Regions from separate parts of the Homo sapiens genome. Here region 1 is linked to region 2. The links are chromatin loops, found by intact Hi-C in ENCODE. Cell type or tissue: prostate gland. All regions are shown on one strand.

What was found. Hi-C counts contacts between places; a loop is a spot of excess contacts. Peaks named below come from ENCODE experiments on the same cell type or tissue, not always from the same donor. Only the 100,000 strongest peaks of a DNase experiment are listed, where the experiment ranks them.
Region 1: it touches region 2 in a loop (2.9-fold over the local background); 14 of 110 quality-filtered maps call a loop at or near these places.

What each region holds. Positions count from the first base shown.
Region 1 is chr3:46,865,614-46,868,113 of GRCh38, reverse strand. It overlaps a transcript of MYL3 not described here. Among named protein-coding and RNA genes, the nearest start is that of MYL3, 3.4 kb to the right of the region's middle. In prostate gland, a CTCF peak has its summit at 1,199 (motif pointing left); DNase peaks (open chromatin) are centred at 423 and 1,203; H3K27ac peaks cover 564 bases.
Region 2 is chr3:47,008,380-47,010,879 of GRCh38, reverse strand. It overlaps NBEAL2 (neurobeachin like 2), which reads right to left. Exons shown (of 54, transcript NM_015175.3): 51 at 2,439-2,500; 52 at 2,212-2,360; 53 at 1,756-1,891; 54 at 1,179-1,661. The coding sequence ends at 1,560. Among named protein-coding and RNA genes, the nearest start is that of NBEAL2, 30 kb to the right of the region's middle. RefSeq lists enhancers at 27-823, 824-1,621 and a silencer at 1,251-1,760. In prostate gland, no CTCF peak of the experiment used is centred here; DNase peaks (open chromatin) are centred at 1,036 and 1,369; H3K4me3 peaks cover 1,357 bases; H3K27ac peaks cover 1,683 bases.

The DNA.
Region 1 (2,500 bases), 140 kb after region 2:
TGGGAAGTCCTCCTAGGAGTCAGACTTTCATCTGAGGCTCCAGGGCCATGGGATGGTGTAGAAATTTATCTCCTTCTGCTGGTCCTTGTACCTGCCTCGTGCCATCTCTAGTCAGAATTGCTGGGCAGCTCTTGCCTCCTTGGGGCCACGGTCTCCCCATCTGTGCAACTGGACAGGGACCTAGGGGCCCCGCGTGGGGTCTGTGTTCATGGGTGTCCAGTGTGTAGCGGTGGGTTCACATCTATGTGGACACACAAGTGGGCCCTGGTAAGTGAGCTGCAGCCTACGGGCCTGCCCACACCAGGACAGGGTCCCCAGGACCTGCTGCGCGGCAACATTTGACCTACTTCTAAGGCTCTGGGTCTGGCCCAGGCCGTGTTCTCGACTCCTCCGGGAAGTGTGGGCCTGCGTCCCAGCCCAGAGGCTGTGGGCCAGGAGGGGCGGGACCGGCAGGCCAGGGCGGGCCATGGCTGCCTGCGGAGACTGCGGCCCAGGGGACAAGGGCACGTGGGGAGCCCGACCCTGTTTCCCTGCCTCTGGCTCTTAGGCCCAGGGGACAGCTGGCCCTTACCTCCTTCTGCCCACCCTCCACGTGGCAACCATAGTCTGAGCTCCCCAAATTGGCTCTGACAGGATGATGGACATTCTTCATGCCCTTCTGAACGCTACCAGGGAGGTCTGCCAAGCAGCTACCCCCGCTGTTGCCAAGAGTGTGACCCCCCGGTGCCCCTTCCCACTGGCCTTGTCCACACAGGGCCACGCTGATCTGGAAATCCGTCAGCCCTTGTCCTGGGTCCTGGGTCTGGGGTTTGGGTTTGCAGTCCTGGAAGTCTGGGTTTAGAGTCCTGGGGCTTGAGTCCTGGATCTGGGGTCTGGGTTTAGAATCCTGGTTCCTGTGTCTGGGGTCTGGGGTCCGGAGTCTGGGTTGAAGGTCCGGGTTTACCATCCTGGGTCTTGGAGTCTTTGGTCAGGGTTTGGGTGCCAGGATCTGGGTCTAGGTCTCCACAGTGGGGTCTAGTCCTGGAATCTGGGTTCTGGGTTCTGAGTTTGGCACTCAAATTGTGAGACCTGAGTCTGGGGTCTGAGCTTGGGGTTCCGGTTTCCTGATCTGGGGTCTGGGTTGGGATTCTGGGTTCTGGGGTTTGAGTTCAGGAACCAAAGGTCGGTTCCCATCCCTTCTGCGCCCCCTGCTGGCTGATCGTGGTCCAGTCACTGCCTGTACCACAGGGGTCACCCTCACCTCTTTAGTCTGTGAAGAGCACGCCTGAATTGGGGTGGGCATGGGGAAGTGGTGGGTGGGCTTGGAGGCAGCTGCTGGCCGCACTACTGTCCCAGAGTGCCCTCTGCACCGCCAGAGCTCCTGTCAGTCAGTTGGCAAATCTCCCCATCTCTCCGGGCCCACTCCAGGACAGGGTTTAGCAAGGGGTTCCAGTACCTCTGTGAGAGGTGGGTAAACTGAGATATTTGGAACATTTGTTCATCCAGCATTTATTGAATGCCTGTGGTGTACCAGGTCCTGGGAAAATGTAGCTGTGGAAGAGCAGAACATTCCTCCCTCCTGTGATGGCTGACATTCATAGGAAGGCGGACACACGGAAGACGCCAGGTAACAAGAGCCCAGAAGAAGGCCGGCGTGGCCGGGCTTTCCTGCCTTAGTCCACAGGCTCCTCAGAAGTCAGGGCCCATATCTTCCCCGCATTCTCCTTGGCTGGGGGAAGGGAGAGGTAAGTGGCTGCCTGAGAGGGCTCTGGGACATGGCGTGTGCCAGCCTGCAGCACACTGGGCTGCAGCTCAGACATCAGAGCTTTGGGAGCTGAAGCAGTAGGACCCAGACCCCCAGCCCTGGCTCTCCAGGCCCCCGAGGCCCTGCCCAGATCCTGCCTGCTAGGCTGACTCCTGAAGGGCACAAAGCTCAGGTTGGGATGTGGGAGAGAGAGGGAAGTGCCAGGCATGGTGTGGCCTGTTCTTACCGCCAACTGCTGCCCACCCTCCCTCCCTCCACCCCCAACTCCCTGCCCACCTTCCTGCCTCCTGTTCACCCCATGCCTTGCTCCTGGTCTCGGTGTGCCTGGGAGGGCTCTGGCTGGTCCTGAAGAGTGCCTACTGGGGGCTAGGCAGTTGTTATAGGTTTGAGGGTGGGCCTGTGGGTGAGTCCTGGGGCACTGTTGTTCCCAAGCCAGCAGGGACATGCCCAGAATCAGAGCTCAGGCAGTCACCATCCTGGCCCTAGCCTTCATCTGGGTCCTGATGAGGGAGTGAGGATGGCTCTGTGCACCCTGTCCCTGCTGCAGGACCACGTTTGCCCTGTGTGTGACAGGAGGGGCCCAAGCCACTGCCTTGACTCTGCCACACACAGGTGGAGGAAGGTGGCACTATGTGGCTCTGGCTGGCTGCATGAGCCTGCCCATCCCAGATCACAGACCTGGACACTGAGGCCCAGGATGCTCTTGTCACTGGCTTACCCCCATTTGGGCCAACGTTGGGTGGTTTCCAAGGGGTG
Region 2 (2,500 bases):
CTGCTTCATCCAGAAATTCAGAGAGGGCCTGAGACTCAAAGGATAGGACCGCTCAGTCCTACCTGGATCCTATAGGGCTGAATCTGCTGGGACCCACTTCCTGAGGTTTGGGGAAGAGAAGCTCCTCGTCTAGACTAAGGAGAGCTTGCCTGGAGAAGGAATGGAGGAGACATCCGGGAAGGCCCTCCAGCTCCCCAGTATCCACCACCACATATTGGGTACCGATCTATCCCACACCATGTGCCCATGTGTATGGCTAAATCAGCAACCCAGTGCTGTGGCCAAGTGGGTGCGACCTGGTAGCCCTTGCCACATATGGGTGTGTACCTTTGTGTCACTTACATTAAGGGGCCCTGCAGGATCCTGGATAGTGGATGGGCCTGTGACCAGGACGCAGCAGCAGACAGGCCTGGCTTCCGCCCAGCCTACTCTGAGCAGCGGGACTGGAACCCCTCCCGCCTCCCACCTGTCTCCAGGCCCACGAATACGCACACACAATGCAACCACCCCGCACACCCACACTACCCCTGACTTCTCACGCACACGCCGACACCAGCACATACAACACCCGCAGGATCGCGAGTCTGGAGATGGGGGACAGAGAGGCAGCCCCCGGCTCCCTCCGCTCAGCAAGGGCTCTGCCCCCAACTCCTCATGACCAGTGGCCGCCAGGATGGATCCACTCAGCAGGGCAGGACCGAGCCCTCCGGGAAGACAACGTGGACTCTCTGGGGTGGTTCTGGCCCCCCACCCCCAACCCCGAGACCACAGCGGCGCCACAGGGCGGCCCAAGAAGTAGGCAAGACAATGAGGTGGCAGGGCCGAGCTGGAGGGGCGCGGCCTCGGGTGTTGTCGCCCCTGCCCGGCGAAGGAATGCAAACGCGCCTGCGGGGCGCCTGGCCGGGTTGCGGTTGTGGACGAATGGCGTGCGAAGGCGACCCCATGAAGAGATCGTGGGGAAACCACAAGCCGGGGCGAGATGTGGGGCAGGGGCTACACTGCCGGGTAAACTGAGGCCCCAGTTCAGCGACGGCCACGCGGAGGGGGGGCGAGTGGGCCCAGAGGGGGTCACGGGCCAGGGGAACGCGAGCCAGGCCAGACTCAGACGGCGACCCTGGGACGGTGGCCATGGCAGGCCGAGACGCTGCGCGCGAACGCACACTCGGAGACGGAGCAGCTACAAAACTAGGCCTGGTTTATTGCCGAGAAGGGAGAACCGGGGCCGCCGTTAGGAATTAAGGCCACAGGCGGCCCTCGTGCTTTGACGAAACAGCGACTTGGAAGCCGGGGAACCCCGCCCCAGACTGTGCAAAAAGTGCTGCTGCGGCCGCAGACGCCAGTGCTGGCCCTCAGGGCGGCCCCTCAGCCGGCGAGGGGCGGGACTTCCGCCCGCCAATCCCTGAGGGGGTAACATCGCCCGCCAATCCCTGAGCTGGGCAGGGTGGGCCCCGCTCACCCCCCTGGGCTGCCCACCCCGGGGTGTTCCCGCCGACTTCTGGGCGGGGCCTCCCGGGCCAGGCCTGCCGGGGGCGGGGCCCGAGCAGCCGGACTGGCCAGGTTCAGCGCGCCTCAGTAGGGTTGTATTCCGTCTCTCCCGAGGACACCTGGGAGATGCGCCGCGAGGACCGCCACAGCTTCCGCGCGAACTGGCTGCTGCGCACCTGGTGGGCGTAAGGGTTGAGTAGGATCAGCTGGGATCGCCGCGCCACGCCCCGCCCCGTTCGAGGGGCCTCCCCACCCCCGCCCCATCCTCACCTCAGAGGGCTGCCCCGCGACCACCACGATGAGCTTGCCATCCTCCAGGCCCACCAGCACGTGGCTGCGCTCCTTGGTCACGGCCACGCTGCGGATGGCCACCTTCATGGGCAAGGGAGGCGCGGCCGGGAGCAGTCTGGAAGGGAGAGGGGATATACACCAACTTGCGACTGCAAGGGGGCTTTGCGACCAGCAGATATCCCTTATCCCATATACCCTCTCTGTCCTCATTTTAAGGATGGTTAAATTGAAATTCTTATACACAAAGAAATCTCCCACAACTGTGGCTAAGCGGAGGCCCAGGGCAAGACCTCCCCATGGGAAGATGAAGGGACAGGTAACAAACCTTGAAATATGTGCCCACAAACATGTATGGTGTGTGGGTTCCTAGGGCCTTTATCCTACACCAATGACCACCACCTTCAGGGGCCATGAACCCATAAATGGGGGGCTTACGTGTTTAGTTGGAGGATGTGCAGGGCGCACTGGGCGGTGCCCAGCAACACAAAGTCCTCTGTCACCGTCAGGGCTGTAGGCTGCTCTGCCAGGGGCAGTGAAGCCCGCAACTTCCCATTGACTGAATACAGGTGCAAGGAGTAGGTGACCTGGAGGAAGCAGGGAGTGTCAGCAAGGACAGGATCCCAACTGCCCCTCCATCTTTGCTGGGCACCCCTTCCCCATACCTGGGCCCCAGGACGTTCCCACGCTGAGCTCTGTACCACAATCTGGCCTTCGGACCCCAATG